2 separate regions of the Homo sapiens genome follow, and region 2 is linked to region 1. Evidence: read pairs that join two places in POLR2A ChIA-PET (ENCODE). Cell type or tissue: IMR-90. All regions are shown on one strand.

Evidence for each region. Peaks named below come from ENCODE experiments on the same cell type or tissue, not always from the same donor. Only the 100,000 strongest peaks of a DNase experiment are listed, where the experiment ranks them.
Region 2: POLR2A ChIA-PET joins it to region 1 with 34 read pairs; 2 of 35 experiments call an interaction of 5 or more read pairs at or near these places.

What each region holds. Positions count from the first base shown.
Region 1 is chr7:140,031,317-140,039,316 of GRCh38, reverse strand. PARP12 (poly(ADP-ribose) polymerase family member 12) reads left to right here. Exons shown (of 12, transcript NM_022750.4): 7 at 1,461-1,602; 8 at 4,986-5,082. Among named protein-coding and RNA genes, the nearest start is that of PARP12, 28 kb to the left of the region's middle. RefSeq lists a silencer at 2,756-2,805. In IMR-90, no CTCF peak of the experiment used is centred here; DNase peaks (open chromatin) are centred at 3,706 and 6,076; H3K27ac peaks cover 179 bases.
Region 2 is chr7:139,649,408-139,657,407 of GRCh38, reverse strand. All of the region lies in intron 2 of HIPK2 (homeodomain interacting protein kinase 2), which reads left to right. Among named protein-coding and RNA genes, the nearest start is that of HIPK2, 120 kb to the left of the region's middle. RefSeq lists an enhancer at 7,793-8,000. In IMR-90, no CTCF peak of the experiment used is centred here; no DNase peak of the experiment used is centred here; H3K27ac peaks cover 216 bases.

The DNA of each region.
Region 1 (8,000 bases):
TTCTCCTCTCTGTTTCCCTGACTCAGAGCTTCATTTCCTCAGGCCCAAAGGGGAGGGATTGTTTTCTTTTCCTTTCCTCTTGTTGTCAGAAAGGGATTTTTATGCCACATCCTCTTCCTCCCGGACTCTAGTCTAATGGCTTGGTTTTGAAGGAAGACAGACTTCAGAGAGAGAAACTTAGGCGCCGCTATGAGACCGTAAACTAGGAGGCTGCTTTACAAACCATTATACCTCTTACACCCGCCCCTTATGGTCCTCATGGGGCCAACTCATGTCATCCCTCGGGCTTGGGCCTTGGCTCAGGCATCTTTTTCTTCCAAGAAACCTTTGCTGGGTCTCACCCTTCCTTGGTCATTCTTAGTTACCCATCTCAGCGTCTAGAGCACCCGTGAGACCTGTGTGGGACCTTGTGCTTGAGGCTTTGAAATATCTGGGTACTTTTTTTTCCCCTTCTCCATTGCTGGACTCAGTTGCGCAGAGGCATGGGTGACTCTTGTCTTGTCTCACTTTTGTTCTGTTAGTAACACCTAAAGCTTGTGACCCAGGAGAACTAGGATGGTAGCAGTAGGGGGAGCAGGAAAATTGACAGGGACAGAGGGAGTTAGTTGGTTATAGGTTGAATAACTTTAATTTTAGTTGTCAGTGTAATCTCAAATTTAATAAGAACGGTGATGATAATAGTAACATTTATTGAGTATGTTTTGTTCTGGGCACTGTACTAAGTGCTCCACATGCCTTATTTAAATGATTTCTCCAGCCCTGTGAGGACAATATAGTCCTGTTGTATAAAGGGATGAATATGGCCTAAGTACTATTATTCATATTATAAGCTTGAGATAACGGAGGCTCAGGGAGGTTAAGATAACTTGCCAAAGTTATAGAGCCAGCAGGTTTGGGAGCCAGAATTCAAACTCACTCCAGCTGAAGCTACGAGATTTCCTGTAGGTAATTGTGGAAGGATAGGGATTGAAATGGATAATTTAAAAAATAGATGAATGCTCCTAGGGACCAGAAAAAGAAAACCGCAAGGAAGAGGACCGAGCTCTGATTAAAGGATGGTTGCAACGTGAATAGACGGGTAAGACCAGCCTGGCTTGGGCTGCCCAGTCAAGCAGCACTCCAGAAGTCGCTGTTGCTGTTCTGCCGGCATTTGAATGGCTGCCGTGTCCTCTGTCCTAGGTGACTTGAGTGCCCTCCTCTCCGTTGCTCCCATCCCTGTCTTCCTGCTCAGCAGGACCCATATTTACTGCATTGTGTTTGCTAGGGCAGCTTCAGGAGACAGTCATGTTGCCTCCATTCTGTGCCTCTCTCTCCTGCCATACCATGCTCCCTGGCCTCCATCTTCCCCACCACAGGACTGTCCACCAGGAGCACCTCTGAAATGTGGCGTGGGTGCCACCAGCGTTTTTCCTCATCACGCAGTTTCTTGCCTTCATAAAGTGTCTGGCTTTCCATCGCAGGGCACGGTGCACCCTGTGACCACTGTCAGCAGTAGCGACGTGGAGAAGGCCTACCTGGCCTACTGTACACCGGGGTCTGACGGCCAGGCAGCCACCTTGAAGTTCCAGGCCGGAAAGCACAACTACGAGTTAGATTTCAAAGGTATCCTGTGCCCTGCCCTCGCCCAGCAGAGCCTGCCTGTGTTGGCTCTGTCCCTACACCTTAACCCTGGAGGAGCCGTGTGCACATACTGAGGGCCTGGGTGGGTACAGGAAAGAAAAGCAAGGTACCAGGTCCAAGGTAGACCTGGAGACAGATGACACTGGCCCTGTGCAGTGGAGGAAGAACTGCATCAAGGATGTGAGGAGAATGGACCCCAGGAGGGGCAGGAGCCCCAAGTGTGGAGGACAAGCAGGGTCAGCATGCATGTAGCATGGTTGTCCTGCTGTATCCGAGGACTAACCTGAGTCCCTGACAGGTGTCCGAGCAGCTCCGTCGTGCAGTGTCTGCCTTTCACTCCCTGCTGCAGCAGTGCTGCTGTCATCTTTTTTTTGAGACGGAGTCTCGCTCTGTCACCCAGGCTGGAGTGCAATGGCGTGATCTTGGCTCACTGCAACCTCCGCCTCCCGGGTTCAAGTGATTCTCGTGCTTCAGCCTCCCAAGTAGCTGGAATTACAGTCATGAGCCGTCACACCTGGCTAATTTTTTGTATTTTTCATAGAGACGGGGTTTCATCATGTTGGCCAGACTGGTCTTGAATTCCTGTCCTCAAGCGTTCTACCCACCTTGGCCTCCCAGTTTGCTGGGATTTCAGGCATGAGCCACCGCGCCTGGCCTGCTGCCATCTTTTCTGTAGGCGACTTTGGAGTTGATGGGTTTAACGGATGGTAGGACACAGAGTAATTGAAAGTCCCTGAGAAGCAGATTTTCGTGCACTCATGGTGTCCTGAGGCTGGGGCTGAAATGTTTCATCCTGGTTGCCTTACAGAGAGAAATAGGCCACCCTTTGGCCAGTTCCTCCAAGTGGCTGATGTGTGAGAATTTTTTTTTTTTTAAGTTTTAATTTTGTGTAGTTTCTCTTAAGCCATTTCCTCATGAGTGTATCGGTCCAGCTTTATTCAGTTCCGTTTTGCCTGTATTTCACATTTTAAACTCTGAGTCCTTCTGAATGTTCAGCATTTTATAAGGGAGTAAGTGGGCCTTCCTTTAAACACAGTTTATGGTTTTCTTTATTTTTGCAGACGTTTATTCTATGTGGAGTATAGTGAAGTGTCTGGTGAATTATCCTAAAACCACTTTGGCTGTCTGTTTCTGGCCTTGGTTTTGCTTGTGGTTTCGTGGCACTTGTGGTTTTGCTTAGGGTAGATCACTACCCCCTTGACATGCCCTTTACGGTGAAGTTTTTCTCCTCTAGAGTGCGAACTGCCTCTGCTGGAGAGCGCCAGCCACGTGTGGTCTGGTTTGCTTTCCACGGCCTGACACACACCAGTGCATGAGAGGGGACCAGTGAGAGCATAGACGTTAATCAAATCAGGACTGCCCTGAAGGTCAGGACTGTGTGGCAAGCATACATCTGACTGCTGCTGACAGCAATCTGGAATATTTCTTTTAAATATCTGGAAAATATCAAAACAGATAGAAATGTCAGATACTACCTTGATCATTCCCAACCTAGGCCACACCCTGGGGACATAACAGAACCTCATAATAGGGATGGGGAAGAGCACACACGTGCAGTTTATGATTCCTGCAGACTGACCGAAGCCCATTTGAGTGGGCACAATTCTTCTCCTTCTCCTCCTTCTCCTCCTTCTCCTCCTTCTCCTCCTTCTCCTCCTTCTCCTCCTTCTCCTCCTTCTCCTCCTTCTCCTCCTTCTCCTCCTCCTCCTCCTCCTCCTCCTCCTCGTCCTCCTCCTCCTCCTCGTCCTCCTCCTCCTCCTCCTCCTCCTTGTCCTCCTCCTTGTCCTCCTCCTCGTCCTCCTCCTCTTCCTCTTCCTCCTCCTCTTCCTCTTCCCCCTCCTCCTCCTCTTCCTCCTCCTTCTTTTGGTAGATACCAGTATCCATAAAAGAAGCTTGAGATGAATTGGCTTCTTCCCCCACAACTTCACTTCTAAGTATAAAGCAAGTCTCAAAGCAAACTGCCACACATATTTATTAGCTGTTTATTAGGAAGCAAGTACATTTAAAACACACAAAAGAGCCCAAATGAGTTGTTCTGAAGGTTTAGGGATGATTCAGTTCTGCCCTTTTAGGGACTCTTGTCATAAATGATTCACTCAAGGCAAATGCCAGGATTCCAGAGGCAGAATTCTAGCATCCTGTTAGGTGGTGTCTGACGGGGCAGAATTCCCCAAAGACAGGCTGTAGCCTAGGGTATCCTCTGGAAGGGTAAATTAGGGAAAAGACCTCACTTTACTGTGTCCATAGAAGGGTAGGGAATGTGTCTGACACACATTTAGCCAGTCCACGTATCTTAGCTCACTTTTAATTTCACCAGTGAAAGCCATTTAAGATTCATCACAGATGGCCAGTAGGCCAGTAACACCCATTTAAATATGCCAGTGAGAATGGTCTTGATGGGCGGCTGAGTAGTGGGTAACAGAAGGGGTCATGGTTGCTGCATCTGGATCATGGGCTCTGAATGAGAATGTGGATGGACCTCCAGGAATAGTGACCATCTCAGCTGCAACCTAAGAGACACACACTTGGATAACCATCCAGTTTATGCTCAACTGCAATAAGGCTAATTCTGGACACCTATAATTTTTAATATTAAAATGTTTTGTAAATGAAAACAAAATTAGTTGGGCATGGTGTCACAAACCTGTAGTCCCAGCTACTTGGGAGGCTGAGGTGGGAGGATTACTTGAGCTGGTGAGTTCAAGGTCCACTTGAGCAACAAAGCAAAAGACCCCATCTCTTAAAAAAAATGTAAGACTTGAGAGGGTTTTCCTGGCAGGCAAGGACAGAACAAACACTGCTAGGTATTTGTCATTTTTCAACTTGAGGGGCCAGTTCCCCCAACCCCAAATCCTCAGGATGAGTATGGGATTCTTGAGGGTGGGGAAGCAAGAAATTTGTTTATTAAAGATATTATTGGTTTAGAAAGGTTGATGAATACTGCCATAGTTTAACTAAAACAAAGTCATAAAACTTACATTAACTCTGAATCCCACTAACTCAAGACATGGTAGTTTGATCTCAGGCTGGGCTGAGGCTTTTTTATATCCAAGCTGGGAAAAATTGCCAAGCAAAATAATGGTTTAAACAAGATTGGAAGGAACAATTTAAAAGCACTCATGTGTAATTGATATGTCAATTACTAATCATTCCTCTATTCATTAAACCCAGTCTCCTAAGGATACCTATTTTCTTTATGAATATTTGAAATGTGTAAAATGGCCCTATTTTTAACAGACTGATTCTGGGTTTTACACATTTGGATAAGCTTTCAAATCTATCTAATTTGTGTTTATAAAACATTGCCATCCTGTGTGTATGTATATGTATATGTATATTTTTTCACTGGTTATGTTTTTTTTCAGCCTTCGTTCAGAAAAACCTGGTCTATGGCACAACTAAAAAGGTTTGCCGCAGACCCAAATACGTGTCTCCCCAGGATGTGACGACCATGCAAACCTGGTAGGTTGCAGTGGGGGGCTTGGTACTTAGGATGTAATCAGCTGGGGTGTGCTCTGCAGTGGTGACAGAAAACCTGCCTCAGACAGCACCCGGGCACCGTTGGCTTGTACAACGAAGTGCTCCCACACTCTGTTATCGTTTGTCTTCTACTAGTTGGACCAGAGTGGGAATTACCCTGTGGGTAGAAGCTTCGTGATGCATAATTAGAAGGCTGCCTGTTGTGATCTGCGATGATTCTCTGGAGAAGACAGACTCTGAAGGCGAGTCTAGACTTGAAGCCAACCCATCCGTTTGTCTTTTCTGTGGAATCATTGAGTCATAGACTTGAATTTTTTAAATGTTGAAATAATGAAATAATGATGGAATTACACCAATAAAAACTCATGTATTTTAGTATTTGAATATCACGGAATACCAAAACTCTAAAAACAGATATTGCAGTCACTAATGGGCGAGCTTCGTCAGGGTGAGTTTCTTTCAGTCCCAAGATGGCTGCCAGGAGCCACCAGGTTAGCCTGTGGCCTGTGAGCCCCTAGAAGGGAGGAGAGAAACCTCCTATAGCAGATGAGGGGAAATTCTTGTGCTTTGTACTGATCAGACCCTATCTCAACCTCTGGTGTTATTTTAGGCTTGGGGAGGTGGGATGGGATTGGAACTGAGAGGAAGGGGTCAGTGTTCTCCAAACCACACAGCCACATATTGGGGGAAGGTGGCCTGCATGGTGGAGAGGGACCACAGTGCCCATACAGTTTGGGCTTGCCAGAGCCAGTGCTGGGACTTTAGGCAGTGTTACTGGTAGCTGGCTGCACCTTCTGTTCGCCTGAGAGGTCTGGCTTGTGTCTATTTTATGGAGAACCAACAATGTCTCTTTTGGTTCTTTTGTTTTGTGAAGCATGCAAAGGTCGTTTTTAAATGAGTTTGGTACAAGATAGAGGAGAAAGGTATTATCAGTCCACGAAACTGCCTTGTGAGTCAGACCTAGCAAAGTAATTTCCTGGGAATGTGCCTTACTTTTTCCTTTTTAAATTAAAATTTATTTTTGCGCTGGGTGCAGTGACTCACACCTGTAATCCCAACAGTTCAAGAGGCCGAGGCGGGTAGATTGCTTGAGCCCAGGAGTTCGAGACCAGCCTGTGCGCCTGTAGTCCCAGCTACTCAGGAGACTGAGGTGGGAGAGACACCTGAGCCCAGGGAGGTCAAGGCCGTAGTGAGCCAAGATCACACCACTGCACTCCAGCCTGGGTGACAGAGTGAGACCCGTCTCAAAAATAATAATTATTATTATTATTGTTTTTGACTATGTGTAAAACCTTCACGTGATTAAAAGTCAAACCTATATAAAATGGTATCCTCTGTAGACTGTAACTTCCTCCCTGTTATCTCTACCCTGTTCCCACTGTGGGTAACATTAGTTTCCGGTTTCTCTTTTTTATGTTTCTCTTTGCAAAAATAAGCATTTGCATACATACATATAAAAGTATTTTCTTCTTGCACAAAAGGGAACATGCTATCTATACTGTTCTATACCCTTTTTTGTTTTCACTTAAAAATAGATCATGATAATCACTTTGTTTCAATTCATTAACTTCCTCAATCCGTTTCTTCTTTCCTGGTTCTCTGTAATATGTATGTACCATAGTTTACTTAATATGTCCCCTTTTCATGGATGTTTGTGTTGTTTTCAGTCTTTTGCTATTAAAAAGTATAATGTCGTGATGAACCATTTGATGTATGTGCTGTTTCAAATTTTGGAGGTATGGCCAGGTGCGGTGGTGCACACCTATAATCCCAGCACTTTGGGAGGCCAAGATGGAAGGATCGCTTGAGCCCAGGAGTTTGAGACCAACCTGGGCAACATAGCGAGACCCTGTCTCTTTTTTTTTTTAATTAAAAAAAACAAATTTTGGAGGTCGACTGTTAGGTCAGAGTCGTAGGAAGTAAACCAAATTCCTTTCCATGGGCTTGAATCATTATGCACACCCACTAGGACGCATGAGATGCCACAGAGTGAGTTGTCAGGCTCTTGGGCTTTTGCATTTCTCAGGGGTAAAGATGGGTCAGTGGACTTCAGTTTGCTCTCTCTTAGGAGTGAGGTTGAATATTATTTCTAACATGTAAGTGCCATTTTTGCTTCTTTTTCTGTGGACTGTTGGTCTTTTTATCCATTTTTCTATCAACTTTCTGGTATTTTTCTTAAATATCAAGAGCCTTTTATCTATTAGGGAGGTTGGCCCTCGTTTTGTTATATAAATGGCAAATATTTTCTCTTAGTTTGTTGTTTGCCTTTTGACTTTGCCTGTGAAGTATTTTACCATAAATATATATCTCTTATTATTTTAGTTAAATGTATCAGTGTCTTACTGATTCTGGATTTAGAGTTTTGGTTGATTATGACCCTCCTATTTCTGGAAGTCATTTTTTATTCTTTTCCTATACAAAGCCTACCCTAGACAAGGTTTGGAAAAGTCTCTCTGCTTTCTGAGAGTAGATCTCTCTTATTCTAATTTAGTTTTTAGGGGGCCACAAGAAGATGCCAAATGTCCAAACTAAAAGTGATTCAGACTAAGATATGGGTGATTTGGGGTCTCCTGTAAGCGGAGTGTCACACACTGTTCACACAGATGAAGTGTTCAGTTCTTCTCTCTGACCCATGTGCCAGCAGCTGGTTGTCATTAACTCCAGTAAGCAAGTCTGCCTGGGCCTGCATGGCCAATTGGGAATCTGAGGGTAGATCACTTTCAGAAACAACTTTTCTGTTTACACAATTAATGAGGTCATAAAATGTAATGTCCATATTCAGAAGTCATAATACAGGAGTGTCATGTAAAATTTATTTATGTATTTATTTATTTATTTATTTATGAGACAGGGTCTCACTCTGTCACCCAGGATGGAATGCAGTGACCTGATCACGGCTT
Region 2 (8,000 bases), 380 kb after region 1:
AATCGAATGGACGAGGTCTGAAGGAACATTTGGGTCAACACAAGCCACCCTAACAGCATAATCACTACCTAGGATGGTAGATGAATGCTGTCTAACAGACGACTCTGACTGACGTAGTACCTCCCACGGAGGGTCAGCGTGCAAGGTGGACACAGTGCAGTCCAAGGCTCTTGACTACAGCAGAAGCCTGGGTGAGCTGTCGGGGGACTGCTAATAGAAGTGGACGTAGAACTGGCAAGCCAGGCATGGGGGCTCATGCCTGTAATCCCAGCATTTTGGGAGGCCAAGGCTGGAGGATCATTTGAGGTCAGGAGTTCGAGACCAGCCTGGCCAATGTGGTGAAACCCCGTCTCTATTAAAAATACAAAAGTTAGCCAGGCGTGATGGTGCAAGCCTGTAACCCCAGCTACTCGAGAGGCTGAGGCAGGAGAATCACTTGAATCCGGGAGGTGGAGGTTGCAGTGAGCCGAGATTGTGCCATTGCACTCCAGCCTGGGTGACAGAGCAAGACTCCATCTCAGGAAAAAAAAAAAATGGAGGTAGAACTGAACTCTGAGGATGTTTAGGATTTGAATAAGAGAAGGAGAGAGCATCGCAGATGAAGAAAGCAACATGCACAGAAGTGTCGAGTAAGGAGAGTATTGCGGTGTGCACAAATGACAGGGAAGGGTCAGACCTAAAAGAAGAGGATGTTATGAACTGAACACAGAAAAACATGATGGGGTAAGGGAGGGCAGCTGTGGGGCCTTGGGAGCAATTAGAATTTGGATTCCGTGTGATAGGCAAGTTGGTTCTTGAGGAAAGCTGTGGGATGATGAAAGTGAGTCAGGCAGCAGGCTGTAAATTGGATTGGACGGAGGGAAAGATTAGAGGCAGAGAAACTAGCCAAGAGACTGTTTCAGTTATCGGGCCCAGGCCAAGGGAGTAGTGGCATTGAGAATAAAGAAGAAAAAGTGACTGTGAGGTAAATCCCAAAAAGAAGGCAGAAACTCAAGAAATAAAGGTAAACGTGATAAGCAAAGATGACTCTTGAGCATCCTAATTTTGGAGATGAAAAAATCATGGTTCTGCTGGAATAAGTGGGGTGAGCTGGAGAGGAGCCCCGTTTTGTGGGGGTGGAGGGACATGATGACTTCACTTTGAGGCATCCAATTAGAGATACTTAAGTCAATGAGAATATGGTACTAGAACCCAGGGAGAGATTGGGGCTGGGAATGCATCTGCCTGGTGGTAGATGCCTGGCAGTGAATGAGTTCACCATGGAGGTGGACCAGGGTACAGAGTGAGGGAGTGGGAGAAGGAAGAGGAGAGAGAAGAATGATGGGAGAAATGAGCAGAGACCAGCAAAACACATTAGCAACCCTAAGGGGACTTGGAAAGCGAGTTGAGGTCAACAGGGTCAGTTATCAAAGAGAGGCAAGGCTGAGGATGAGAACCAAGGGAAGGCCCCTGAGTCCCAAAAGCAGCTTGGTGGTGATGTGTGAGTGCAGCCTTTCCAGCTTCCCTGGCACGAGTCTCCTCATCCATGGTTAAATGATCATCCAATTATCATATAGGCCTCCTGACTTGCCTCCCCACCCTGAGCCTTCTTGACCCTAATTCATTCTCCAGTTGCCCATTACAAGAGTGTGCCCTTCCTTTAAAATCATAACCACAATCAATCATTATGTTTCCAAAATACAAATGTAATCATACATCTTCACCTGGACTTGTGGGTTGCTTAGGAAATGAAAGAGGGGTGTGTAGACCCCTCCACTTGTGCGTCCATCAGTGCAGGGCAGGGAGCAGGGACAAGCATTGCCACCTTAAAGGAAGAAGGAGAGAAAGGGCCAAGGAGAAAAGAAAGAGGAAGTGAGCATGTTCAGAAGCAAGAGCCAAGAAGACCCTGCCACGTCGGATAAGCGGAAAGACTCCAGAGGAAGACAGAGTTGCTGTGCAGGTTCCCACACGCCTTCTGTCTACAGCCACCTGCAGAACTGCAGGCAGCAGCCTCCTTGCCCGGCGGGAGCCTCTTGCACAGGGCCTCCCCATTCACTCTCTACTGGCTCCACTGCAACTTACGTCTTTGTCCCAAAGGGAAGACTGACATTTGTTTGTTTATCATAACTAGCTTCGCTTGCTCTGAATTTATTTGTGTGCCTGCTCAACCCTTTTCTGAACTATTTTCTGGTTTGTATTTGTCATGACTGTGGTCCCTTAACTGACTGTGATCCTTGTCATCAACTCTGCACCTTATGGGCACTGAGAATTCAGTAACTGGCTCATCAATACTCAGCTCCAGGCTGGGGACCCTAATTCCTAGGGACACTTTCTTATCCAAGCGAATTCCCCCCACAGTCAGAGCAGCCCTTCATGTGAATTAGCTATTTTCTATTGCTCTTTGTCGCCTGTGAATATGTAATTGCATGGGATCGGGAGGAAGGCAGTGATAGAATCCTAGATTGTGTGTTGGCAAGGGCTTTAGAAATCACCCTATTCAACCTCCCACTCGCAGGAATCCCTTCAACAGCTTTTATTTAACTTATTAATAGCTTTTCTCTTGATTTAAACTGTTCCCAAAAATAAATATTGGGTAGGTGATCCAAGGAGTAGTTTGAGAGTTGATATTACCAGGAATATCGTAATGAACAGGCCTCTTCTTAAGCACTCAGAATTTGGCTGGACTCGTGAGCGTCCATGTTGCGCTTTGTCCTTCCCATCTGAGTTTTGTTATCTTGCTACTGACTGCAACCCCGCCATGGAGACAGCACTCAGAGTTTTCACAGGGGCTTGGTGAAGCCTCAAGCCCATAACAGACCACCATAAGGACTCCATGCTCCCTAAATGCATTAAACAGTTCCAAAGATGTGTTTTTTGCTTTGGGGTTTTTTGGGGGTTTTTTGTTTGTTTGTTTTTGAGATAGGGCCTTGCTCTGTCGTCCAGGGTGGAGTGCAGTGGCGTGATCATGACTCACTTTGGCTTGAACCTCTCAGACTCAAGCAGTACTCCTGCCTCACCCTCCAGAGTAGCTGCGACTATAGGTGTGCACCACCACACCTGGCTAATGTTTTGATTTTTTTTTGTAGACAAAGTCTCGCTGTGTTGCCCAGGCTGGTCTCAAATTCCTGGGCCCAAGCGATCCTTTTGCCTCAGCTTCCCAAAATGCTGGGATTACAGGCATGAGCCACTGTGCCTAACCTCAAATATGTGTTTTTAATGATGTTTAAGAGCCTCACTTGTATAGCAGCAGCTTTTATGTGTATCTCATGCTGTTAAACCTATAGGAACAGGGGCCTGGCAGCCCCTGTGTCATTGAGGCTCTGTTTTGCTGCTTTATCATTCAATAAGCTGGGCTGCACATACACAAACCTGTCTCTGTAGTAAAGAAACAGTTTTGGCTGGGCACAGTGGCTCACGCCTATAATCCTAGCACTTTGGGAGGCCGAGGCAGGCAGATCACTTGAGGTCAGGAGTTTGAGACCAGCCTGGCAAAGATGGTGAAACCTCGTCTCTACTAAAAATACAAAAATTAGCCGGGCGTGGTGGCAGGCACCTTTAACCCCAGCTACTCAGGAGGCTGAGGCAGGAGAATCGCTTGAACCTGGGAGGTGGAGGTTGCAGTGAGCCGAGATCATGCCACTGCACTCCAGCCTGGGCGACAGAGCGAGACTCCATCTCAAAAAAAAAACAACAACAGTCTCGAGGAGGCCAGAGGAGCATGTTTTGTTCCCCCCACCTTTGGAAAGAAAAAAACATTGTACAAGTGGAAAATCTTCACTAATGCAACATAAAACTTGGCGATTTTCATCACACCAGGTCAGGTAATCCCAGGCTGTGCTTCTTGAGGCAGTGGAAGCTGATTTCCTTTGCTCACTTATCACCTGTGCCTCTCAATGGCATGTCTGTAACAGGAGGCAGAGGCCTCCTTCCCGAGGTCCATGGGTCAGAGTTTTACCATACGAGATGGCGGTGTGGGAGGTGTGATTTGTCCCATAAGATCTCTAAATCCCACCACCCATTCTGTAACAGTTGATAGTCCTCAGCACTGCATTTTCCAGTTACTCATGTTTACAGACAAATGTCTCTTTGTCTGTAGTTGCTCTCTGAAGAAATCAAAGAGCAGCTGTTGTCCTGCCTCAGCACCATGGCATAGGAGGTCCAGAGTTAGCATCGAGGATGACAGTGACGCTGTTTCTGCTCTGGTATCACTTGCCCCTTGCTCCTACTGCCCTAGCCCTTGTGTCACTTCCTTGTTCTCCTGAACAGTTTTTTTTTTTTTTTTTTTTTTTGAGACAGAGTCTTGCTCTGTCACCCAGGCTGGAGTAGCAGTGGCGTGATCTCGGCTCACTGCAACCTCAGCCTCCCAGGTGCAAGCCATTCTTGTGCCTCAGCCTCCTGAGTAGCTGGGATTACAGGCCCCCACCACCACACCCATCTAATTTTTGTATTTTTAGTAGAGGTGGGGTTTTACCATGTTGGCCAGGTCTCAAACTCCTGACCTCAAATGATCCACCCACCCCGGCCTCCCAAAGTGCTGGGATTACAGGCGTGAGCCACCGTGCCGGCCCTGAACAGTCTTCTTTGTGTTTTCCTGCCTCTGTACCTTCGTTAATGATGTTTTCTTACCTGCAGTGCCCTCTCCCTTCTCTCAACTCTGAAGTCGGTGGTACCTAACGATTCTATTTAAATTCTGCCTCCTTGAATTCTCTCCTGTTCTTCCCAGCCTGGAGTGGAGTCCGCTGAGGTCTACTAGAGTTCAAGTTCCATGAGAACAGAGACTGTCTTTTTTTGTTCACTCTCTAATTAGTGCCCAGCACATAATGGATGCTCAATACATGTTTATTGAATGAGAGAGATTGCTCCCTCTAAACGTAGCTGGCATCTGACATTCATGATTTCTGTCTGTATTCCTTTTTCCATACGTGTACACGAGATGATAAGCTTCTTGAGAACAGCAACCATGACTTGGTATCACCCTCTAGCAGAGTCTTGAACATGCTGGGAGCTCAATAAATATCAGTGATTGAACTTACTACATAATCACTCAATAATCCAATCATGTCCCCGAGCTCAGGGGAAGGGGGAGGCAGACAGAATGCCTTCCTCCTGCTGTCTTATACAAAGCCACTCGTGAGCAGCGTCTTATGCAAACACAAGGCCCCATTCTCCCCCAGCCCAGCACTTGCCCACCTAGGAAGGATATTCTCAAGAACATGAGGCTGTTGACATCACATTCCTTTTCCAAAAATGTGCAAAGGACTACAGAATTGTTCAAGAAGCAGTGATCCAGTGCTTGGCTAGTTAATTCCTGAGTAAGCCACTCTGAAAACTGATTATAATCCTGTTTCAAATGGAGAATTGGGAGAAGGCCAATAAAGGGTATATTATTGTATCTTGTAGGAGGGAAGAATCCGGCAGATATTCACTGAGTTATGGCGCCAGAGCCTTCCTCTCTAATGTTATTGTAAATAATTGTTAGAGTAGAAAGCCAGATCAGCAAAGTGAGACTCCAGCATTGCAGTTCCTCTCCACGGAGGTCTTATATAACGAAGACCTCCATAAACAAACATTGCAGAAACATAACATCGGATCTCTCCTCTTAAAGTTCACACTGTGTAATGTAAAGTGGAATAATCATTTTACATTCCTTGTAAGTTCTAAGAAGTCCCTTCTGGGGCAGCTGTTTGCTAAACCTTTTTTGTTTGTTTGTTTGTTTAATAAAAGAAAACAAATTGTGTACCTCTCCACAGTGCCCCCGCTATAGAGCTAAAAGCAGTGATTTCATGTAAGTGTTTCATTTGTCCCCCTCCAGCTCGCCTCTCTCCTAGGAGTCACGAACTCAAGTGCCTCCAGGGCCAGGTAGGTGGTCAGTGAGCTGGTAATGACTAAGGTCTGCATCTGGTGACACACACGTGCAGAGGGCAGCCTTATCCAGCCCCAGGTCATTGTGACCACGAACTGACAAGTGGCCCAGAGTTGCCAGAGCTTTTGATTTTCAGCAGGAAATCCAAACTTTTAGGAATATCACCTGAGTTCTAAATGTTAATAGCTAGTTGAAAAAATTTAATATCTATGCAGGCCAAAGAGTGTCTGTCTCTGTGCCGGGTTCATCCTGTGGAATAGCAGCTTGCAAACTTCATGCCATCCGTTCAGTCTTGCCTGCATTTGGGTGCTTGGAAGTCCTCCTCAGGCTGTGTTTTCCTTGTGCCTCCTACCTTTTTAGAAAGTGCTTCATTGGTTCCCATCAGGGCAGGGCAGGGGCTGGATGGAGGACCTAGTGATGTGTTGGGTATCAGGGGGTGCTGACCTAAGGCTTGTTGGAAACACAAATCCAGAGCTTCTCTGCGTGCTCCCTCCCCTCTTAGAGACGCCCAATCAGTATCTGTCACTGCATAACGAAGTACCTCAAAATTCCGTGGCTGACACAATAAACATTATCTCACCGTTGCTGTGCTCCAGGAATTTGGGAGCAACATGACAGGACGATTCCCACTCCAGTTCTGTCATGAGGTGGCGGTGAGCTCTTAGCCCAGGCTGCAGTCACCCAAGGGCGTGACTGGGGCTGGAGGGTGTTCTTCCCAGGTGGGTCACCCTTGTGGCTGGCAAGCCAGAGCTGGCTGTTGGCCAGAGGCCTGGGTTCCATCCACGTGGATCTCTCCACAGGGCCATTGAGGGTCCTCTTCCAGAGTAAGTGATTCAAGGCAGAGCAAAAGCAGAAGCCACATGCCTTTTACAGCCTAGTCTCAGAAGCCACACATTGTCATTTCTGCGCTGTCTTATTGGTTACACAGGTTTGCCCTGCTCAGTGTGAGAGGAGACCACACCAGGGTGTTGACTTCCAGGAGAACTGGGTCCTCAGGGGCCATCTTAAGGGCTGGCTGTCACAGCTGTGATCACAACCCTCAGTCGGTCCCTTATGAACAAATGGTCCAACCCTGAGAATAGTTTAAAAAAAAAAAAAACCCGAAGGGAATAAAATATATGTCATAGTGATTTGCACCTAATATTCAGCCCACTTACTATTGTGTTCCCCAGATCAGCCTCAGAAATTAAATATCCTTTTTTTTTTTTTTTTTTTTGAGATGGAGTCTTGCTCTGTCGCCCAGGCTGGAGTGCAGTGGCACAATCTTGGCTCACTGCAACCTCTGCCTCCTGGGTTCAAGCGATTCTCTTGCCTCAGCTTCCTAAGTAGCTGAGATTACAGGTTCATGCTACCACACCCAGCTAATTTTTGTATTTTTAGTAGAGATGGAGTTTCACCATGTTGGCCAGGCTGGTCTTGATCTCCTGACCTCAGGTGATCTGCCTGCCTTGGCATCCCAAAGTGCTAGGATTACAGGCGTGAGCCACCATGCCTGGCCTAAATATCCTATTTTTATATCCCATCTTAGAACTGTCTTCCCTGAATGTATCTAAAGTCACTTTTTAAAAATATTTTTTAAAATCCTACCCATACCACCTCTTCAAGCGATAGACTGAGGTGTACCAAACAGAAGAACCCTTGCTTTTCAAGGGAACCCTTTCGCTTGCTGCTTACCCCTGTCTGCTTCCAGGGGTATTCCTAGGTCTCTCAGTTGCTCGAGCAACTAAACCTAACCAACTTCTCTACTAAACCTAACGTTTTGTAAAGATTTGAAAGGAAAATCACTCTGAACAAAGAGTAGTCCCTGCTTTGGTATACCAGTAGCACCTGTGAAGACAGGTGGCCCCAGAAGTTTTCTGGGACCCTCTGAATTGGTAGGAGAGGGGCACCAGTTAATCAGAGGCACAGACAGGGAGGAGCAGGGTTGCTCCTGTTCCTGCAGCAGTATCCATTTCTGGGACCCACTTTCCAAACCACCCCCCCGAATTCTAACAGCAGGAGACACACACACACACATACCCTCAGGCTCTACATCACCTCTGCCTCCTTCAAGACCACCCTTAATATTCATTTTAACCAGATTTTGCCTGAATAAAAACGTGAAGGGGAAGAAAAGGTGCCCCAGTGTGTTTTCCCCTAGGAAAATCCCTACTGGTAA